Regions from separate parts of the Homo sapiens genome. Here region 2 is linked to region 1. Evidence: read pairs that join two places in POLR2A ChIA-PET (ENCODE). Cell type or tissue: PC-9. All regions are shown on one strand. Each heading gives the region's core, and the rest is flanking DNA. Links, peaks and the distances in the headings are about the cores only. Region 1 has its middle 170 kb from the start of LINC01522. Region 2 overlaps LOC107985436 (a long non-coding RNA gene).

Region 1 (4,384 bases), core at 144-4,143:
AGTCCCTGTTCATAGAACTGTTGTGATGATTGAATCTCTCAATATGTGGGAACCGCTGAGAACACTGCTGGCATAGTAAGCCCTCGATACGCACCAGCCAGCCTAATAACGGTGGGAACGATAACAGTTGCTGCTATCAGAACCCTTCCAACTCTTCCTCCCACCCTCCAGGCAACTGTCAAGGCCAAGTTCTGCTGCGGCGCTGGGCGGCAGAAACATTCCTCCCTCTGTGTACTCAGTCTGGCTTCCCGCAAACCCACCCAGAGCCATCCCCCCAAAGGCCCTTCCTCCCATGCGCCTCGAGTCCCCAAACCCCACCCTTCCTGCCCATCTTCAGGAACCAACCTGCAGGACCCACTCCTTCCTCTCTGTAACTCCTTCCTCTCTGTAACCCCCAGCCAGCCTTCATTCCCTCCCATGGCACCCGGCTACCATCATTACTTGATGGTCACGAGGTGTCAGCCTTGAAACCTGGACAGAAAGGGGCTCAGAACTCAGAGCCCCCAGGCCTGGTTTGCTTCCCAAAGGACAGAAGGTCACCTTGCCATTCTTTTTCGGCTGAGAAGTCCACAGGGGCTATCAGAAAGAAGAAAAAGAGATGAGTCACAAACTAATGTTTTAATCGTATTGTAATGTAAACAATCACAAGGCAATGTGATAGTCTTTCATTCAACAAACATGCGTGGAGACCCTACTACGTGTCAGGCACTGTTCTAGGCTCCAAGTATGCACGGTGAGCATTATCCCTTCCCTTATGGAATTTAAATTACACTCAGGGAGACTGACAAGAAAGAAATGTACAGGGAATACCAGGTGGTGATGAGGACCGGGGAGACACATGAGGGCTGGGAGGAGGCTGTGGAATGCCGGGCCGGGCTGGAATGATTTGCCCTTCCGAGCTGGCTGTCATCACACGCAGGGCTCTACTCACAGGCACCTCCTCCGAGAAACCATCCCTGACCACTGTCAACAGCAGCCCCACTCTCTCGCTCCATCTCCTGCCCTGCATTCTTTTTTCCACAGCATCTATAATTGCCTGGAATTATGTGTTTATTGGCTTCTTGGCTTAACTGACCCCATAACCACAATGCAGACTTCACGTGAAGAAGGGCTGTACTTGCCTCTTTCAACTCTATACGCCTGGCCCCTGGCACACGGCAGGTGTGCAATAACTATTTGTGGGATGAATGAGTCCAGTGGTTATTGGTCAAGCAATGGGGATGCCATAATTACTACAATGAGCAAAGCCCTGCCCTCGTGGAGCTTGTGTGTGTGTGTGTGAGAGCATGTGTGTGTGAGAGTGTGTGTGTCTGTGAGTGTATGAGTGGGTGTGAGTGTGAGTGTGTATGATAGTGTGTGTGAAAGAGTGGGCAGGTGGGTGTGAGAGTGTGAGTGTGCGTGTGAGGGTGTGTGAGGGTGTGTGCCTGTGAGTGAGTGAATGGGTGTGAGTGCGTGTGTGTGCGTGAGAGAGTGGGTGGGTGTGAGTGTGTGAGTGTGCGTGTGTGTGTGCACGTGTGTGTGCTTGTGTAGGGGAGCTGGGGTGGCAGCAAGTGGAAAGACAGATACTGAACGTGTTAAACAAATGAAGCTTGTTTGCTGGGGTGTTGGCCATCAAGCCCCCGCCTTCAGTGAGAGTTCAGCCATCATAGGGTCCTCCCGGCATGGGTGGGCAGGAGTGGGCATCCCTGTGACACAGAGGCCTTGTTGATATCCCAGAAAGTGCCTCCTGTTGCCAGCTGCCTCCTTCACGGGAGGGAGGACCTGCCTTTTGTCTCTTTATGTTGCCTGTGGGCAGGTTCAGGTTCTTGACTCCGCCACACAAAAGAATTTGAGAGCAAGTCCAAAGTAAAAGCAAGCAAGGGAGTGGATTGCAAAACGGAAGTGTGCTCTGCCAGCTGATCAGAGCAGGCTGAGCAAGGGTGAGGCTGCACCGACGGACGCTGCAGATTTGGGGGTCTTCCATGAGAATTCATGAAGGGCCAGGAAGGGGCTCTGCTGCTGAGCATGTTCTGGGTGGTTTTCTGGCAGTGCATAGGCTGCGGCTGTGCATGGTTGTACATACATGTCTCATTAGCATTGTAAATCTCCACTGAGGTGTTTTTTACTGTTATAATAAGCACAGGTCAACCCAAGGACATTAATCACAAGTTTCTGCACTTGCATGAATTTGGGGATTTTCCTTTCTGCTCCTCTACCTCCTGGCTGCAGGATATTCTAACCACAAGCCCAGGATGTAGTTTGTGCACAATTGGGCAGTGCGTTCTCTCCATATATTTAGCAAGTTCGCTCTCCTTCGAGGGAGACTTTAAGGTCTCCTTTAAGTCTCCTTTAAGGGAGACTGTGACCACATCATCTAACCTACCTCATTTATGCTATGCCGTGCTCCGGACACAGGTGGTGCTCAATAAAGCAACCAGGGCTGACTGGGTGATGACCCCAGATTGTCTTAACTGATGGTCTCCTGATGTTCTTAAACATCCTGGAAAATCACAGGGATGTGTTGTGTTAGACTTCTCAGCAGATCAGAGCTGCAGGGACCTTAGGGAAATCAGTCTAATATCTCCTCCCATTTCACAGGTAAAGAAACTGACTTGAGCCAGATGGGAGCGCATGGGCTGACCTGGCACAGATCTGATCTTCCAGCCATGGTGCCTGGCTGCTTGGTGGACTCCGTATTTCCCACAGTGCAGGACGTGTGAGCCACACAGAAAGGTGGGGGGGCTTTCAGACAAACGCAAGGTGTTTTGGTAGCAGGCTGACGTGTCACACGCAATGACATGGACTCGCAGGTGCAAATCTCTTTTGATCCCTCTGTTTTCCCCTGGCCAGAGTCTCCGCCCATCGAAAGCCTGCCTTGAATGCTTCGCTATCGCTTGCTCATCCTTCTGCGGATGGAGCAGGCCTCAGGCTCAGAGCCTGGAAGCCACTGTGATACTACTCACACTGTATTTCCTTTTATTATTATCTTCTATTTATGGCACTGGTTTTAAACGTCAAAATACGAAGAGAGAGAGAGAGCGTGTGATTTCTGTAATAAATAGCTGTGCTTAAGTAGAATATGTATCCATTTTGAAAAATCTAGGAAAAACTAGAGACAGGTGTTGCTATCATGACAACCAGGAAGCTGGCCGGGTGCAGTGGCTCATGTCTGTAATCCCAGGACTTTGGGAGGCCGAGGCAGGCGGATCGCTTGAGCCCAAGAGTTTGAGACCAGCCTGGGCAACATGATGATACCCTGTCTCTACAAAAAAAACACAAAAATTAGCCAGCCATGGTGGCTCACGCCTGTAGTCCCAGCTACTCAGGAGTCTGAGCCTGGGGAGATTGAGGCTGCGGTGAGCCACGATCGAGTCACTGTACTCCAGCCTAGGTGACAGAGAGACCCTGTCTCAAAAACAAACAAACAAACAAACAAAAAACAAAAAAACAGGAAGCTAAGGTGTAAATGACTGAAGTTTGGCAAACCATCAGTTGGTGGTTGCATTTTTGGGAGGATATTAAAAATAAGCAGTATTTGCTGAGAATTTACTATGGGCCGGGCTCTGCTCTCAGGCCGCCCCCAGCATGAGTGATGGTTTCCCAGTGGATGCTGACCCCATGTTGCTCCTCGGTGCAGGCATCTTGAGCAGTTGAAGATTTTGTCATCAGGGGGTGGATGGGGTTGGGCTCCCTGGCACAGTCAGGCCTGATCGACTGCCCTTGGAGTTCCTGGTCTCCGTGGGCTGAATTCTGTGGCAGATATCTGCAGAGGACCTGAGGATGGAGTTGGAGGTGGCAGGGCCTGTGGCTTCCTGGAAGGCATCTGGTGTCCTTGCTGTGGGGAGTCGGCGGCATCAGGCCTCTCTGGTTAAGTCCCATTCCACACCTCCAAGGGCACAGGAGTCAGAAGCTCCATTCAGCTGTGGCTGGGACCCAGGTGGACCTCAAGAGATGGGCTGAGTCTTCCCAGCCTGGGGCTGTGGCCCTGACCACCCAGCCACGCTGACAGCTCTGCACTGTGGGAGCGGCTCTGGCTATAGTGAGGGTGCATAGATCAGCATGTATCATTTAATGGAGAATAAATCCACATAGCCTGACCTTCCCTGGAACAGCGAGGGGAACGAAGAAGTCAACAGGAGGACTTTTCTGGCTGAGAAGCCATCTCGGAGATTTGGAGCCCTGGGTTCCGGGTAGCTGGAAAGGTAAGCTGCCCAGCGTGGCTAGTGGGTGGCATGTGGAGCTGAGCAAGCCAGGACCCTCTGGGGCACTTGGGAGGGTCCCGAGGGGAACTCAGCTGTGCAGACCCAGCTCTCGACTCTTGCTTCCTCCACCTGCCTTCTCTCTGGAGGGAGTGGGGGTTTGTTTGGGAGTGAGTGAGGGGGCAGGAAAGTGGGGCCACTTCAGT
Region 2 (4,384 bases), core at 249-4,248, 140 kb after region 1:
GAATGTAGGGCTTACCTCGTTGCAGTTCGCTTTTCCATGGGATCGTGGACCCTCAAGTCCTGGCAGCCTGGGTTGCTTTCTGATGCCTTCAAACAACTCCTAAATGCCTACCAGCACCAAGCAGGTAAGTCAAACAATGAAGCAATCCAAGCATGATCAAGAGGGTAAATTCAGTTATCAAAGATGAGCTATATTTGGCCGTGGTGATGGGGAGACTCTAGGACTGGAGGGACTGAGGTAGACCAGGAGGAGAATGTTCCACCCTAAGGGCACGTTGGTAATAGCTGCCTGTGGCAAGATAGGAAGGCGGACTGAGTATTGGGAGAGCTCCGTTATTGTAACATATAAGCTGTTTGATGTCAAGAACACACACACTTAAATTTCTGACAATTTCATTTTAAACATTATGCCTCCAATAATAATAATAATAATAATAATAATAAAAACAGTTTGGCACAGAAGTTTATAGCATAGGCTGTGGAACCAGACCATCTGGGTCCAAACCCTGCCTTACTCCTGCCCAGCAGATGACCCACAGTAAGGCATTGAACCCCTCTTGGTCAGAGTTTTCCCATCTCTAAAATGGGAATAATAAGAGTGCCTATCTCAAGGGGTATTGGGAGAATGAGACAAGTTAACATACATGAAACACACAGAACCCAAAATCATGAGTGCTAGGAAAGTGTTCACTAAACAAACAAATGAAACAGTTTGCCAGACAGAGCCCCTCTCCAGGCTGATTTCAGCCCACAGCCCACATGTGGAAGCCTCTGCCCTGGTCTAGCCCTCCTTACTCTACGGATGGGGCAAGAGGAGGTACAGAAAGAAAGAGGGGTCTGCTCAGGCATTTGCACAGCTTGTTAGTTGTAAAACTGGCTCTAAGGCTGGAATTTTCTTTTCATACATTTTATCAATTAAATTGTGTGCTCTGTAAGTCAAGCAGCTAATTTCCCTTGAAGACAGAGGGGTCAAATCTTGCTCAAACTATAGATAATTCTCTAATTGCTGTGTCTGCCCCAAATCCATTGTGATCATTAGCAGAGCCCCCTGTGCTCCAGCTGAGAGAGGAGAGGGAGGCTCAGGCTCATCATTGCTCATCTAAATGTTTAATAATGCTCCAATCTGCAGATCACTGGGGCATCAAGCCTAAATTAGCCTGATACTTAAAGCCACGAATAACAAGAGGAGTGAGAGGGATAAAGTTTGTTTAATGAAAATTTCATCAATGCAGATTTCTCATTGAATATTAAGGTTTTGGCTTGAAGACAGCATCAGAGTGGAGTCTGCTGTGACATTGACCTTTATCCCTTGGAGACACAGGTGCAAAGTCAGGCTGGTTTCGCTCTCTGAGTGACAGCACAGTGGATTGTCCTGGCAGTTACAGCGAAGGAAGGTCCTGAGCCTGGGGTAAAGATGGCTCAGCCCTGTTCTTTTCAGGGAGTTTCTCTGCAGGTCCCGGCGTCTCTCCCCACCAAGGCTGCCCTTCCCGGACCTCCCACTCCTCATTCAGGAGCTCCTCCCTTCTTCCAGCTGTGCATCCCAAATCCTGGGAATCCTCCCTGAGCCATGCATGCTGTCCTCTAACTACTGCTATTCAATCCATCCGCAAGTGCAGTCAGCCTGACCTCTGTGAAGACCTGCCCAGAGGCTCTGGTCACGACAGTGACAGCCAGCGCCCTTTCAGTGGCATGCAAGGTCTCGCACAGATCCAGTTGTGTCCCCTCTGACCTCAGCCCCTAGTGTCCTCCTCTCCCATCTACCTCCAGCCACATTGGCCCCTGCCCCTCAGACATGCGGCACACATCTTTCCAGGCCCACACTGGCTGTCCCTCTGCCTTGGACCATCTCTCCCAGAATCCATGAGACCCCCATTCTTTCAGCATCCTTGACGAAAGCGGCCTCCCTGAGCGCCTGCTTAGACTCCTGCCCATCCCCCTCTGTCCCATCATCCTCTGCAAGCTTCCTCCTGGGGGTCATCAGCGCCTGGCTCCTGACTTCGCTATTGTTTGAAGTTCATCATGTGCTCAGCAGCAAGGCTGGAGGAAACAGACATGAATAGCAAGGACCTGTCAATTTCTAACAATAAATTCACCAGGAGTAGTGCAGCACCTACTGTCAGGCCGGGTCTAGGTCCTGGGGACACACCAGAGGACAAAAGATCCAGAGTCCCTGCCCTCGCCAGGCTGCCCCTCTGTACACCCACAGACCCTGGACCTCCAGCAGGAGAGGGAGGAGCCTCGGCTGCCAGAACAGCTCTCAAGGAAGCCCTTTGGCAAAGGGGCGGTTGGAGTTGAGCTCTAGAGAACAGAAAAATCCACCCAAGTGAAGACTGATAAAAGGTGCACAGGGTTGGAGATTTCCGGAAACAGGGGAGAGGGCTTTGCCTCCAGCCAGTGTGACCGAGGAGGACAGTATGAGATGGCAGGGCCCTGTTTTCAGCTAAGTCACACGCTGAGGTTCCAGTGGACATGAATTTGGCAGGGACACTCTTCAGCTCAGGGCAGCTTCCCCTTTTCCCCAGATCAGCATCCAAGCACCCACTCTGACTCACCTTTGGAAAGACCTTCAGGCCCCGAGGGTGGTCAGTGAATGTTTCTGTTGGTGAATTACATTCTTGATGGTTTTGCCTTGGCTATGTCCTTGCCTACAGCTTCCCAGGAGTTGAAGGTCACATTTGGGGCTCACCCACCTTCAAGCCCCCTCTTCCCTCCTCAACCTCAGGGAAGCTTTTCTGTTTCTCTGTCAACCCAAACACCCACTTTGTCTCTACTGAATGACGTTGTCTTTAGTTGTTTGCATTTTGAAAAAATTTGCGCCTTTTGTCCCTATTTTCCTAGGCAATGAGTCAAAGGGCAGAAGAAGCCCCTTCACCCTCCAGCCACACATCACCATTTTACCCACAACAGCACAAAGGGGGTCCCTCTCCCATCAGAGCAGGGAGAAGACCCTCAGGCCTTGGGATGTGGAGCAAGTCACTTTTTTCTCCTCAGCCTCAGTTTACCCCTTTGCAAATGAATGGGTTTGTCTAGATGGCTTCCGAGGGCTTCTCCTGACTCCAACACTCTAGGATTCAAATATTTATTGTAGAATTCTCAGCATTCCATTCTCTGAGTCTTTCCCTCATTCAATTCCTCAGCAAATCCTCATCCAGAGCTCACTCTGCCACAGGTCCTTTTCTTACTTAGAGCAGGGATCCAGCAGCGAACAGACAGATGAAATTCCACACTCATGTGGGTGACATTCCTGTGGGTGCAAATGACAATAGCAAAACGGGAAGAGAGGCAATCAATTCCAGATGGTGACAGTCCTGTGCAGATCACGGGTATATGGCGTCGGAGTGCAGAGGGCTTCCTTGGGAAGGTCAGGGGTGTTCTCTGAGTGGGTGACACCTGGGTGAAGAACAAAGGGCAAGAGGGTGCAGGTCAGAGGGCGGCTGTGGGAAGAGCATTCCAGAACGCAGGAGCAGCAGGTGCACAGGCCCTGGGGCAGGAGGACTGGGGCGTGGGAGGAGGAGCCAGAGGCCAGTGCGGCTGGGATGGGGGAGTGAGGGGAGGTGGTGGGAAGTGATCTGGGGAACCAGCAGGACTCTGCTGGGCCTTGTGGGAGGTGATGAGGAGGTGGAGTCTGCTGTTCCCAGTGCAGTGTGAGCCGCTGAAACATCCGCTCAGGGCCACATGGTCATTTTCAGGAGCTCACTCTGGATACACGCAGAGAGTAGATTTCAGGCATGGGAAGAGGAGTGGGAGCAGGAGGGCCCATGGGGGCTGTTGTAGTGACCCAGGTGAGGACAGAGGTGCAGACTTGGGGACAGCAGCAGGGTGTGGAGAGGAGTGGACAGACAGGGGTGCATTTTCAATTTAATAGATTCCATGGCAGCTAGAAGATGAGGGAGGGCCTGAGGATGCTGTCTGCTCACTGGCTTGAGGAACCGGGCATTTGGTGGCACCACCAACTGGGAAGGGGACACTGGGTCTTTGGTGGCTTTGTTGAAAAATTGCCAGATCTGAAAGCCTGAGAGGCGCCAATGACTGACCCTCCAGGCTGCCCTCCCAAGGGCCTTCTGGACAGGAGGCCATGGGTACAGAGGGACCAGCATCCTGGTTCCCATATGCCAGTCCCGACCCAGGGACTGAGCCCCAGGCAGACCGTGGAACAGCATAAGACCCAGATCTGGTGCTGCCTGGGCAGAGCTGAGCCCAGGATTTATGAAGGAAACTGGCAGGAACAGAGCAATTCCTTCAAACAGCACCTTGCTCCTCACCATCCTCAGTGGCACCCTCAACCGCAGGAGGGAGAATGGTTAGAGGATGGCATTCTTACAGGGTCCTTCAAGACTGCCATTTGCATTTGAACAAGGCTGTGCTTTCTTAGCCCCAGTCCCCTC

What was found. ChIA-PET counts read pairs that join two places held together with the same protein. Peaks named below come from ENCODE experiments on the same cell type or tissue, not always from the same donor. Only the 100,000 strongest peaks of a DNase experiment are listed, where the experiment ranks them.
Region 2: POLR2A ChIA-PET joins it to region 1 with 7 read pairs; 1 of 35 experiments calls an interaction of 5 or more read pairs at or near these places.

What each region holds. Positions count from the first base shown.
Region 1 is chr20:48,161,256-48,165,639 of GRCh38, reverse strand. No RefSeq gene overlaps it. Among named protein-coding and RNA genes, the nearest start is that of LINC01522, 170 kb to the right of the region's middle. In PC-9, for the core only: no CTCF peak of the experiment used is centred there; no DNase peak of the experiment used is centred there; H3K27ac peaks cover 425 bases.
Region 2 is chr20:48,017,868-48,022,251 of GRCh38, reverse strand. It overlaps LOC107985436 (a long non-coding RNA gene), which reads right to left. Exons shown (of 4, transcript XR_007067623.1): 3 at 2,552-3,389; 4 at 1,189-2,036. It overlaps LOC107985437 (a long non-coding RNA gene), which reads left to right. Exons shown (of 3, transcript XR_001754652.3): 2 at 1-124. Among named protein-coding and RNA genes, the nearest start is that of LINC01522, 30 kb to the right of the region's middle. RefSeq lists enhancers at 1,429-1,929, 1,930-2,430. In PC-9, for the core only: no CTCF peak of the experiment used is centred there; DNase peaks (open chromatin) are centred at 2,551 and 3,115; H3K27ac peaks cover 916 bases.